Linked DNA regions of Homo sapiens: all the other regions are linked to region 2. A link is a contact called in ENCODE Hi-C or POLR2A ChIA-PET data. All regions are on one chromosome and are shown on one strand. Each heading gives the region's core, a stretch centred on a gene start or an enhancer-like site at or near the end of the contact. The rest is flanking DNA. Distances are from core to core; before and after follow the strand shown.

Evidence for each region. Hi-C counts contacts between places; a loop is a spot of excess contacts on that map. ChIA-PET counts read pairs that join two places held with the same protein, here RNA polymerase II (POLR2A). Pooled maps may share reads with other maps.
Region 1: a loop to region 2 is called in a map of endothelial cell of umbilical vein, with 2.7 times the contacts of the local background. The contact joins the enhancer-like site here to the promoter of ZNF638 in region 2. A Hi-C loop is called at or near these places in 2 of 168 maps with a recorded cell type or tissue (endothelial cell of umbilical vein and mammary epithelial cell) and 9 of 50 pooled maps. POLR2A ChIA-PET finds 5 or more read pairs at or near these places in 5 of 52 experiments (A549, HEK293, K562 and 2 more).
Region 3: a pooled map shows a loop between it and region 2 (3-fold over the local background). The contact joins the promoter of DYSF here to the promoter of ZNF638 in region 2. A Hi-C loop is called at or near these places in 6 of 168 maps with a recorded cell type or tissue (chondrocyte, endothelial cell of umbilical vein, gastrocnemius medialis and 3 more) and 4 of 50 pooled maps. POLR2A ChIA-PET finds 5 or more read pairs at or near these places in 11 of 52 experiments (A549, AG04449, H1 and 6 more).

Annotation. Positions count from the first base shown.
Region 1 is chr2:71,502,279-71,506,468 of GRCh38, reverse strand. It overlaps DYSF (dysferlin), which reads right to left. Exons shown (of 56, transcript NM_001130987.2): 4 at 3,150-3,255. Among named protein-coding and RNA genes, the nearest start is that of DYSF, 38 kb to the right of the region's middle. RefSeq lists a silencer at 676-970 and an enhancer at 2,663-3,162. Within about 2 kb of position 2,451, at least 11 of the 41 ENCODE cell types and tissues checked have a DNase peak (open chromatin) inside an H3K27ac peak, as active enhancers do; they include endothelial cell of umbilical vein, where a contact is called at or near this core.
Region 2 is chr2:71,329,170-71,333,727 of GRCh38, reverse strand. ZNF638 (zinc finger protein 638) reads right to left here and starts at 1,946. Exons shown (of 28, transcript NM_014497.5): 1 at 1,853-1,946. RefSeq lists enhancers at 980-1,665, 1,666-2,353 and a silencer at 1,937-2,146.
Region 3 is chr2:71,464,004-71,468,350 of GRCh38, reverse strand. It overlaps DYSF (dysferlin), which reads right to left and starts at 1,652. Exons shown (of 56, transcript NM_001130987.2): 1 at 1,418-1,652. The coding sequence starts at 1,508.

The DNA of each region.
Region 1 (4,190 bases), core at 1,202-3,701, 170 kb before region 2:
CACGCACAAGGCCATTGTCAGTCAATCGTGTGTCCACCAAACACGCTGCCCTGGAGCAGGGTAACCTCGGTCGCCCTCGTCTGCTGCCTTGGGGCCCACAATCAACGAGATCAGCAGAACTTGAGACTCCTGTCTTGCCCCAGGCTAAGAGGGCTCAGGAAACTGAAGGCGAATGACCTCCTCAGACCCTCCCTGGCTGTGACCCTCCTCCAGGTTATGTGGTCAGGCTCTGGGGTCCTTCGCCCACCCTGCCATGCCCAGCCCATTGTGCGCCACCTACTTCCTCGACCACAGCTCTCCAACACTGAGCTCATCAAAACCAAAACCCAGACCAGCCCACTCTCACCTCCCCTAACACATGTGTCCCGTGTGGACAAGACAGGCCTGATATGTGCGTGGCCCTCACTAACCTCTCCCTCAGACAACCTCCAGAAGCAGGCAGAGGGTAGCTGTGGCCCTGAGCTGATACAGGGTTGGTTGGCAGAAGCTCCAAACCTTTGAAGAAAGCTCAGGGACTCACTGAGCACTGTCCTGCCCGCCTCAGGTCCCCGCTCCCAACACACAGTGCCCTCCTGGCTTCCCTGACCCACACACCACTGGGCTTCGTAGGCTCTTGTCCTCCTTTGTGATCCGATTCTGGCTTTAAGGCCCGGGTGATGCCGACTGAGTTTTCTCCATGTATCCACACCTTCCTGAGTGAGCTCCTCTTAAAATACATCTGAGAGGATGCTGCTTCTTTTCCTCCATGTGTGTCCTAAATCCCCATGGCCTGGAGGTTCCTCCAGGACTGGGGGAGTGTTTTCCCCATCAACCTAGCAGCTGTCAGAGGGTAGATTTGGCACATAGCCAGATCCTCCATGGCACACAGCCCAGCGTGCTATATCTGAAGGGACTTGGGTGAGAACACTGAGCAAAAGGCAAACGGGGTCTGCAGTCAGCCTGCGGCAGGACTCCCGGCCTCCCCCACGCCTCTCAGTCTGCCAGAGTTTCCTAAGGATCCCACTGGCTCTGTGTTCACTCGTATCACCCCATCAGCAGGTTCTTTGGCCCTTAGAGGCAACTGAGAGCTACAATGAAATGGGGGCACCTGGCATGCTCTGCTGATTGGGCTTAGCTCAGAAATGAGGTCTCAGTGAGCGGCCAGCGAGAACCCTCAATGTTGTTGGCTGTCTGTCCCTGCCCAGCACACCCCCAGTTATCCCTGCCTCGCACTACAGTGCAGCCAGCCCAGGTCCCAGGCAGGAAGCCCCAGCCCAAAGGGACATATGACCTGTCTGGGGCTGCACTGTGACCTTAATGCCATCACATGGACTAGAATCTAGTCCTAGACCCTCTGTACAGGTGAGGACTGCCTCCTGGGCAACAGGGAGGAGGCTCCCCAACTCCATTTCCAGCCTGTGCTCAGCTAGTGGGGCTCAACCCAGCAGGGTCCAGCACTCTCTCCCATCCGCCACCTCCTGGATCTCACACACTCTTTTTGGAGACACGGTTGGTGAAGGATTGTAAAGCTCTGCAGACAGCCAGGAATCCCCAGCCAGGGAAGAGAAGGCAGCAGGCTCCCCGCTGGTAAACATGAAGCCCAGACAGTGTGGGAACAAGGAGCAGGAGGAGGCGAAGGGAGGTATGGAGGGGATGGCTCCAGCCTGACACGGCTCATGAATAGGGACCAGCTATGGAAAACTCTGCCTCGGGGCTGGACAGGCCTTTGAGGTTGGAAGGGACCGAAGGGCAGGAAACACCAGAGTCATGGATGCACACAGAGCTGGAGTGGAGAGATGCTGGTGTCCCAGCAAGGAAGTGAGAACCAAGCCTGACCCCAAGGCTTTCTCTCGCCAGCTGCCTTGATACCTATCATCCCTCCATCTGTGTCCCATGCCTTGAGGGTTGGGTCTGAGCCTCCTCAGGACCCCTGAAGGGGTAGTTCCAGAACTCCTTGGGGTCCTCCTTGACCACAGGGAGTGTTAAGAGACAGGAGGCTGAAACGGAGGATGAGAGGGGACTCAGGGTGATGGAGACAGGCTCAGTGAATACTGCTCTAAACCAGAACATTCTGCCAGTGAGCCCTGTGTGGGAAACAGATGGACTTTCCTGGGAAGTGACATCTTCCATCAAGGGAGCAGCCCAGCCATCCCCAGCCTAAGACCCCTTGGGAGCAAAGTCCAGCACCGAGAGGGCAGCAGACTGAGAGTTCAGTGAACCAGGAGTCCATCCACAGCCATTCCACCAGAGGGTCTAGGGGATGAGCTCCTGGTCCAGGCCCCCATGGGAACAGCCACTGACTATGTGACTTCAGTGGTTCCTTTTCTCTAGGTCTCAGCATCCAGTCTCGTTCCATTCAGAGATCTGCCCAGACCGGCTACTTCCTGACTCACCCAGCCAGCCAGGAGCCCCGGCCTCACACACCCGCCACGGGGCAGTACCACTGCCCTGTCTGAGACAAGTCAGGGCCTGAATCCCCCAGGCCTCACAGGGCGGAAGTAGTTCCAATCCATGGTTCCTGGTACATCCTGGAAGGCGGGGCTAACCCACAGGAGAGGTCAGGAATTCTACCAAGAAGAGAGAACCCTACAGGGTATATTTAGCTCACTAAAAATAACAGGCAGAGAGGAGGGCTGGGAATTGTCTGATTGGACTTGGGGGGAGCACTGAGAAGGCCAGGGAGGGGCAGGAAGAACAACGGAGGAAAAGGAAGAGGGTCCTGGTGGGCAGGGGAGAGGGCTCTTTCCCTCCATCCCTCATGCCCTGTGACCCAGATGGTTCAGAGATTCTGAATCTGGAGAAGAGGGCTGGATGGTGAGGGAGGAGGGGAGGTCTGCCAGGGAGACTAGGTGGGCTATAGCCAAGGCTGACCAGGAAGCTGGGGACAGGAGGTGGCCAGACCGGCAGCACCAGACCAAGGGGCAGGCCAAGCTGCTGCGAGCCAAGGCTGACTTGAGCCCTGCAGGTGGGGTCAGGGCTCCCTCTGCCCTTCCCATCTCCCCTAGTCCAGTGCCCCTCCAGACACTGCAAACTCTGGTCAGGGAGGGCCAGGCCTGCTTCAAGGGAGCTGAAGTCAGATGCATGTCTGGGGTCAGAATGGCAAGGCCCAAAGAGGAAGCCACCTGGCAATGCCTTGGACCTTAACCTGGCAGAGGCTGATGGGCACTTACCCCTGTGGGCTGCTTCTTGGTGTCCAGCAGGGGGGCATTGAAGCTGGCGGACAGACTAGGGGTGGCGAGGACCTCTCGGAGTGGGACCTTGGCTTCCCCCAGGAACCTGAGAGGAGAGAGAAGTCAAATGTAGAAAACTAGCCTAAGGCACCCTGGCTCTTCTGCCAGACCCCTCACTGCCACCACTCAGATGAGGCTGGTCTGCCTAGACCACACAGTCACCCAGCACCCCACGAGGGCTCTCCTGCACCCCCACACCCAGTCACCACCATGCACCATCCCTGGAAGGCCTGGCCCCTAGGGAAATACTTGGGCATGGGAAGGGATAAGAGATACCTTTCCTTCTCCAAGGTCCACCTTGACCCCTTCCTGCCCCTCCCCAGAGGCCCAGCCACGCCTCCCCAGAGATGAAGGGTTGTCTTCCCATGAGCCCTTGACAGTCCACCAGGTCAGTATCTCATCACCCCCACACTGCCCCTGAGCCCCAGCAGATCATATGACCCATGTCTACACAGGCCGTCTGTATTGGAATCCCAGGGCTCCGCCGGCAGTGATTGATTGTACATGAAAAGCAAGGAAACCTTCCTGTCTTCAGGGACAGGGAGAAAAGGATATTGGGGCAGGGGAAACAGGCTCCACTCCTGAGAGGCCCTGGGCGGTCCATACCACACGCACCAGAGGCTGCATTTCTGACTGACAGGAGGGGTGGGGCACATGTATGGGCTATTAGGAAAGAGTAGGTCAGCAGCGCGATGGTTGGCACATGCTCCCTTCAAAGAGAGCAGAGGAAGCTATGAAGTGGGCTCACCATATAGTCTGCCCCTCTGTAGAGGCAGCAGGAAACCATGGGCAGTGAGTGGCCTGTGACTGTAGGAACCTGTCGCCTGGTGTCTGTGTGTGACTTCTGCTTGCCTCCCTGAGAAATGGACTTACCCTGAACATTACTGTCAGGGCACAAGGCCATGTTAGGCTGGTGAACAGCCACAGGTGTACTTATTAACTGCTTTTTCCTGATGGATGAACAGCACACCTGTCATCTGG
Region 2 (4,558 bases), core at 697-3,196:
CAAAGTCTCACACATACTGAGGAAAAGGGAGATGTGAATCCAGATCTTCCGACTGCAAAGCCTATTCTCTTTCCACTAAACTACTTGTCTCATTTTCTTCCACTTACATAAAAACAAAATTTCCGGAGATCACCTACTTAAGAGCACCCAAGAAAAACCCTAAGATAGTCAAGTACAAAGTGATGACTTTTTTAAACTACAGTACCTAAACCTTTTTAACCTAGAGTACCTGCCGTATACACCCTCCAAAACAAAATGCAAAAAAGGATTACAAAACAAATACAACCAATATACAATAAATATGTGACCATAAACACATTATGAAAACTAGTTAATAAAAACGAATAAGATTTTGTGATTTCTTCCAACTGTTATATTTACCCTTTCTTGGTTCCAAGACAAATAAATCCCCAAGGAAGGAATGGCCCAGCATATTTTAATGTATAACATGCTGGGACGCCCTGTAATTATTTAGAAGTACATATTACAGAATATGGAGTACAAAATAAAATATAAAATGCTGTCAAACTTTTTTAAAAGACAGCAACATAAGTCCACTAAGTCTCAAATGTCTAATCATTAACAAAATTTAAAGCTATTTGAATGTCATTTACATGTTTGTTTTTCTCCGAAAACTTCCTTAAATTCACCTTTTTTTGGTCAATCCTTTTCTCCAGGTTATCAATTTTTAATTGTAAATCTGAACCAGCAAGCACAACATCCCTGAAAAAATAATCCTTTACAACAAATGAGGGGAAAAAGCAGAAAATTTTTTGTGCAAAATTCCAGAGCTCGTTGGAAAAAGTACTTGAACATAAATCGCTGGATCCTGGTGACAAGTTTTTCATCGGGACTCCTTTAAACTACTACAATTTCTGGTCCTGGCCCCAAACTTCGCCTAAGGACAAATTTTAAGATTAAGAAAAATTAGCTTCAGGTAGCCTTCACTCTATAGCTCAATCCATGATTTTGTAATACTGAAGTATCCCTCATTAACAATTACCTCAAACAACAAAAGATCTATTTCAAACGTTCTCAAGGATTCCAGTCTGTGATATATACATTCCCCCTTCCTTTAAGAGAACGGGGCCCAAGCTAAGAATCACACAAAAACAATTCACTAACGTTCTGTTTTCACAATTCCTCTGAGAAATTTGGAAATACTGTTAGGTATCACAACCATTTATGAGTCCTCAGTCTCCCACAGAGGTGATATTTTCTTTGGTTTCATACCTGCACTACGCAGCACAGAACACCAGCCCGGAAAAGCCGCTGGATCCTAACATTCCCTCCTTCATCCCGACACCCCCTCCCCAACCCCAAACACAAACACGCTCTTCTCTCCACGCTTCTTGCACAATGTCGCTGGTCAGAGGGCTCGGCTCAAACTCCACCGCCTCTTCGGGCCCGACGGGAACGCTTCCTCCCTGCTCGGCATTCCCTCACCACCGCTTCCTCGGCTGTCAGGCCCAGCGCAGCCTCGGCAGGCCGGGCGCTGCTGGGGAAGGGGCCGCCTCGGCCTCGCCAAAGGGCTCTTCACGATCCTCGGCCCAGTGCAACGGCGTCAGGCAGCTCTTCTCGAGGCAGGGTCCTTCACGAGTACCCGGACGGGCCCTCCCGGGTAGCGAAGTGAATAAACGACGGAGCAGGGCAGCACAGCACAGCTTCCCTTCCCATCCCGGGGGTCCCCCAACCTCCTCCCGCCCCCGCCGTCTGCCCGCCGCCATTTTGTGCGGAGCCGCTGCGACACAGATACAATAGTCGGCCCGGATCTCACAGGAAGGGCTCAGGACCCCCACGATACCGGCCTCCGCCTTCCAACCCCCTACTCCCCACAGGGCAGCGGTCCTACCTATGCCTACCCGACTAACAGCTGGATCCCATCCGCGCCCCACACAGTTTAGCACTCAGCCTCCAGTCTCGACGCCGAAAACGCTACCGCCTCCAAAGAGCTGCACGCATGCGCGCCTCCCAGCTCCTGCGAGCCCTCGTAGGCTCCCGGCGCCTGCGTACCGCTGGCACCGCGCTCGCCCGAAGCCCGAGAAGAGCCGGGCGGAGCGGGCTCCCGGAAGGGGCGCTCCCGCGTGGTGGCGGCGAAGGCGTGCGGCAAAAAAAAAAAAAAACTCCAGCGCCGTCTTCACTCTTTTGCTGGTTCTGTGCCTGTCCTCTCCAAACCGCTCATCCTTTTAAGACCTATATTGTCTCACCTCCTTCATGAAGTCTTCCCTGATCATTTGTGCCTTCAATAATAACATTATATGGCCAGGCGCGGTGGTTCACGCCTGTAATCCCAGCACTTTGGGAGACCGAGGTGGGTGGATCATCTGAGGTCAGGAGTTCGAGACCAGCCCGGCCAACAGGGTGAAACCCCGTTACTAAAAACACAAAAAATAGCCGGTGGCGCGCGCCTGTAGTCCCAGCTACTAGGGGGTGCTGAGGCAGGTGAATTGCTTGAACCCGGGAGGCGGAGGTTGCAGTGAGGGAAGATTGCACCACTGCACTCCAGCCTGGGCAACAGAGTGAGACTCCATCTCAAATAATAATAACAACATTATATTATAACAGGTTATATTCGCGCCTAGCACGTTAATATAATGCTTTGTATGGTCAAGATTTTGCCTGCTTTTATCCTGTCACCTTGCACCTTTTGATCCCTATGGCAATGATGTGTGTCATAGCTACTCAAAACTGTAAAGTAGAATTCAACCAAAGCTATTCAGCTAAAACTTTAACACTCTGAAAATCCTTTTGTCATTTCACAATAAAAAGCCCTATCTGTGTGGTAGATATTTGTAATCTCCATTTTACCCATGGAAAACCTTGGGATGACAGACGTTAAAGAACTGTGTTATGCAATGTTTTATCTTCTCGAGGTGGCTGTACTACACCAATATGAAAACCCAGTCATTGTTCAAAATCTGGTAAAGCTACAAGCCCTGCCGTATGCATACCACACAAATCACACCACCCACCCTGAGTCTCACACATCGGTTTTACCTAGCACTCAAGCAAATGCATTTCTTTTATTCACATTAAAACAAGCATTTGAAAGACTAAAAAGAAAAGTCGTTTTAAAAAGATATCTTATCGGATTTTCATTTCAAACCAAAAATCCTGCTAGGGACAACAAATCAAAAACAACAAAGAAAAAGCCAACAAGCTCCCCCTAAACACCAAATAACCCATGTTAACATTTGATAAGTTTCCTTCCATACATTTCTTTATATTCATACAAACACATTATTTGCATGTAACAGGAAATGTTTTCTTTTTTCACACATTAGCTATTTGCTTTTCTGATTACTGACATTTCTCCAAGTAAACCATATAATCCTTTTTTAAATAATTGTATAATATTCATAGTATAGCTGCCTCAGCAATTATTCAGCCTGTTGTTGAACACTGAAGTTGTTTCCAGTCTTTTTGCTACTGCAAACACTGCTGTATACAAAGACTTACCAAATTATGCTTTAATTTCTAAAGGCTAGAATCATCATAGTGGGAATGCTAGATTAAATGTATATGTGTGTACATACATTTAATTTTAATAGGTGTTGTAGAAAAACTTCCCAAAAAGTTTCTACAAAGTGTCACTTCCACTAAATATGTAAGAAAATAGGCAGGGCAAGGTGGCTCATGCCTGTAATCCCAGCACTTTGGGAGGCTGAGGCAGGTGAATCACAAGGTTAGGAGTTCAAGACCAGCCTGACCAACATGGTGAAACCCAATCTCTACTAAAAATATAAAAATTAGCTGGCTGTGGTGGTGCACGCCTGTAATCCCAGCTACTCGGGAGGCTGAGGCAGGAGAATCACTTGAACCCAGGAGGCAGAGGTTGCAGTGAGCCGAGATCACGCCACTGCACTCCAGCCTGGGTGACAGAGTCAGACTCTGTCTCAAAAAAAAAAAAAAAAAAAAAGAAAATAACCATTTCCCTACAAACTCACTTCTTTCTCAAACCTGAAATACTTTAAATATCATTGGACTTACCTGTTCTTTAAAGTTTGAAATAATTCACCTTTGAAATATCTTGTTTGGTGCTTTTTCTGAGAGTTGTTCTTCTCTAATTTTCTCTTGATACTTTATGATATTTAGTTGGATAAGAATTTCTCTCTCTTCCACAATGAATTTGGTAATTTATATTTTGCTTGAAAAGCATCCATTTCATCTAGATTTTCAAACATTTCCCTAGAGTTAGGCAAAGTAACTTATGAAATTTCTTTCATTTCCTTTATGTGGGCCCCTTATATGGCTTTATTTATTTGCACAGCACTTATCACCTTCTGATATACCAATAATTTATTTATTTGTTTCTTTTCCATCTTCCTCCACTAGAAATGTAAGCTCCCTGAGGTCAGGGATATTTGTCTGTTTTCTTCACTGCTTTATTTCCAATACAGAGAATGATAGTTGGTACGCAGTAGAAAATCAGCAAATATTTCTTGAAAGAATGAATGACTCTGATGGTGTGTATGTGTGTGTGTGCGTGTGTGTGTGTGTGTCACTGTCAAGCATCTTTTCATATCTACTAGCCAGGTGTATTTCTTTCTTTTTTTTT
Region 3 (4,347 bases), core at 403-2,902, 130 kb before region 2:
GTAGCCACCACAGGACTGTTACAGGACAAGGGAAAGAGCTGTGAGCAGACCCAAACGAGTGTTAGAGCATCCAGAGCCCTATGCTAATGTGTGCCCTGCCCAGTGTCCTTAGGGAATTTCTTTTCCAGCCAATGGTGACACCGCAATTTCTGCATAGCAAAGCCTTAGGCAGCATCAGGTGGACACTGGAGAAGGAAAGACTTTGTCTTGAAGTTGCTCTTGCATAGTGAACTCCCAGGCATGTCACCAATCAATGAAAATAGTGAAATTTTCTTAAACGTTTCAAATCACATCTTTCAAAAGAGGAATACATATAACTTGTCCCACAGCAAAGAATAAAAGCTACACATAAATCTCCCTTTGCCAAATCATGTCTTTCATCTATCATTATCTTGGGGGTGCTTGGAGATATGATTCAGATCATGGGTCAGACTGAAAAGAGTTCCCTTGGTGCCTGCACTGAAGGAGGCTTATGAAAACACCAGCTACTCTTCCTTCTTCATTTGACTATCTTTTCTGATACGTAGATTTTTATTATTATTATTATCGATTCCACAAAGCTACAGGGTATGGCTCCTGGCTAAGTGGAAACCCTCTTTCCTCTCCTGATTTATCTTTCTCTGCAGAACTGGGGTCCTGACTCACAGCTATTGTTCCTTCTCTTAATTTTGACAGATCCTTCCTCTTCCCTTTCCCCTCCTGAGACACCCGCTCCAGTGGGAATCTGCCTTGGAGGGGTTGGGGGAGGGGGTTCAGGACGCCTGGTGAGAAGAGGAGTGTGTGTGTGATTTCTCTGCTGCCCCACACAGAAATACCTGTATGTATTCTAAGCACTACATGTAGGGACTTAGCTTCTTGAATTTAGAGAAAATATCCTTGACATTCCTCAAAACTCCTTGTGTCAAGGCCATTTCCATCCTATTCTGTTCCTTTTCCTACTGATTAAGACGGGGCAGATTCAATACAGCCAATGTTGGATAAAGATGGGTGAATGAATGAATGAATGAATGAAAAAAGACACAACTTTCAAAGCACATCATCTACACGCCCCGTTTTTCAGAGGCCCTGATTCCTCTCTACCTTCTGCACCCATCTTCCAACTTACCCTTATCCCCACTACCCAGTAAAAGCTCGGACTTTATTTCCTCTGGGTGTCAGTCTTAGAAAAGTGATAACCGCTGACCTACGGCACTTTCGCTTTTCCAATTTTTCAAAGCCCTGTGGCATTTATTGTGCTCTGCTTATTCCTCATCGCCCCCCTGCAGAAGTCGGGGCTGGGATTTCCGTCCCTGCTGACAAAGGGAGAAACTGTGGCCTGGACTAGGGTTAGCTCCGGAGCAGGGGCTTCAGACCCGCCAGTGAGCGCCGAGAGTCGGGTAGCACCCGAGCATGGGCGCGGCAGCCACGGGGCTCTCACCTCGGAAAGTCAGGCTTGCGACAGGGTCGCTGCGCCGGTCCTTCTTCGCACTGGGGAGGTTGCTGGCCCTCACCAGCAGGCAGCACAGCATGGCTGGGCAGCCCCGGCGGCACACAGGCGCGCAGTCAGGGCGGGAGCGGGAGCACCGGGCCCGAGCACCCACCCAGCAAGCGCCCGGCTCCCAGGCAGCCGCGCCAAGAGAGCTGTCGCCTTCGCTGCTCCTCCGCGGAGAAGTGACCAATGCCTGGGAGAGGCTGCAGGGAGGACACCGGACACCCGCTGGGCGGACCCTCCCCCTCCGGCCCCTACCCAGATCCGCCCTGCCCGCGGCGGGCGGGGAGGGACAGGGGTCAGACGGGCGCCTGTGGGGGTGCTGGTCCCTAGCTCCGCGGGTCCCAGCTCCCGGCCAGGAACGAGGCGCCGCTGACGCGGGCGCGCAGCTCGGCCTCCGAGAGCGCACAAGGCGCCGTGGGGCCTGCTCCGCGGGGGCCTCCGGTGACCAAGGCTCCACACCAGCCAGGGATCCCGGGCCCGGTGCGCACCGGTGCCGACTTGGCAGCCGCCCTGTGCGCTCGACGAAAGGGTGAGAAGGAGGCAGGAGTGCAGGCGGAAGGAGTGGGCAATCAGCGGCGGGGACGAGAGTGTGTCTTCGGGGAAACCAAGTCTGAGTGAGCGCTGAAGGGGGAGTGTGCGGAGCGTGCCGTGCACCCCGAGCCCCCCGCCTCATTGCCTCTCGCCTCTCTCCACCTGCCCCATGATCTGCGCCAGGGAGCCGGTCCTCTCCCGTCCGCAGGCTGTCTAGGTGGCCGTTCTGGTTTGCTGGGACCCCCGGGTCGGGAGAGACTCCGAGGTTCGAGTCCCCACCAACCCTCCTCGGAGCCTTCTCCGCAGCGGTGTCGAGTCACTCATCTCTGGAGGCAGAGATCTGTATTCAAATCATACTGCGTTCCCTGGAGAACTAGGGTCCAGCTGCGGCCCATTCTGTCCCCTGCAAGTCCCCCATCCCCAACAATCTCTACACTCCCTAGTCTCCACAGTGGAAAGCTGTTCAAGGTGTAAGCCATGAACGGTGACAGTCGTTTCGCTTATTATGTCTGGTTCCTTTCCAGCGTATGAACTTCTTGACACAGGGGCCCTGGCTTCGCACTTCTATCCCCCAGCACTCCAGCACCTAGCCCCTGTCAGGGCACTGTCCGTCTTCCCACCGCCCAAGTCCTCACTAACCAACCTGCTCACTCAGCCTAAACGCACTGCTGCGCAAAATCTCAACTCCCTTTCCCCTCTCTTATTTTGAGGGATACAGCATTCTCACAGGGCTAAGCCATAACCCTGGCGAATCCAACTCCGCCTCCTCCACACCTGCCCCCAACCAGTGCTGTGTTGGAGAGTAACACAGCCGGCCTGAGTGGTGCCTTTTGTAGTCATGACCCTTAACTCAAGCGAGCCCTCACTGCTGGGGGCAATCATACTATATGTCTTGTCTCCCTGTCTCCCGGATGCCCCTAGGACACCCCATCGCCCAACCTCACTCTCAGTTTGCTTCCTCTTTACGGAGCAGAGAACTTCTTCAGGTCCCCAGTCTCCTTCTAACGCCCGCCCTCGGCATCTGTGCCCAAATCCTGTGAGTTCTCTCCTGTTCCTACAAATGAATCACCCGTACTCCCCACTGGTAACAACTGGACACTTGGGCATAGACCCCATCCCCTCTCGCCCATTCAGTGGTGAGCCTGCAGTGATTCTCTCACTCTCTTGCCTTACCAAGTTCCCCTGTTTACCGGATCATCCCATCGGCACACAAGCATGATGTTATTGCTCTCAAGAAAGCACACCGTTGACCCCACATCCCCTTCAGCTACTGGTCATTTCTCCCTTTTCACAACAATGCCCTTTGAAGGAGCTCTCCATACTTTCTGTCTCCAATCTCCCTCCTCCATTCTCTCTTGAACCCACCCAGTGACACCTTCAACCCCACCAGGTCACCAAAACTGCAAATCCCCCTCCCACTCTCCTTCAAAATATGTCCAAAATCCCACCATATCTCACCATCTCCATTGTAACTGCCCCCAGTGGAAGCCTGTCATCCCTTGCCTGAGTCATTTAATCGACTCCATGGACTCCCAATGCGTCTCCTGCTCTGCCCTTGTCCCCATGGTCTATCCTCAATTCAATTCTCATGACCTGGTTCTACTCAAAGTCTTCCGTTGGCTCCCATCTCACTCAGTGCAAAACTCAAAGGCCTTACGTGACCTTGAAAGCCCTGGCTGACCTCGCTGACCTCCTCTCCAGCCACTCTCCCCTTACGTGACCTTGAAAGCCCTGGCTGACCTCTCTGACCTCCCCAGGACCCATGCTAGCCTTCCAGCTGTTCCCCAGACAGGCCAGACCAGCGCCTCCCCAGGGTCTCTGTCAGCTGTTCCCTCTGGCTGGCATGTCTTCCTTTCCTTCAGATATCAACTCCAGTGAGACCAACCCGGCCACACAACTGAACACCACAACTTTCCCTCTTTCATCTCCCTTTCAGGCTTCTTCTCTAGCACCAATCACTGTATAGCACATGTGTCTTAATTGTTTTCTGTCTTCCCCATCAGAATGTCTGCTCCAAGGAGCCAGGGGTTTTTGTCTGTTTTGTCCACTGCTGTTTCCTCAGTGCCTGAAACAGCACCTGGTGCAAAGCATGGTCTCCATAAATTCTTTCTAAATGATGGACTGAAAGAATAAACATTCACCCATCACCTCTGACTTGCTGGGAATAAGTCACATCCCTGCCCTCAGGGAGCTTCCAGTCAAGGGGTAGAGACCACAGAGGGTGGCAACCACATCTACAGCTCCCAAGAAGTGGAAGGTCGGTAAAGGACAGAGCTAGGATGAGCATGGGGGTGGGGAAAAGGAAAGAGAGGAGAGTCTGAGCCTGTTCTCATCACAACGCCTTC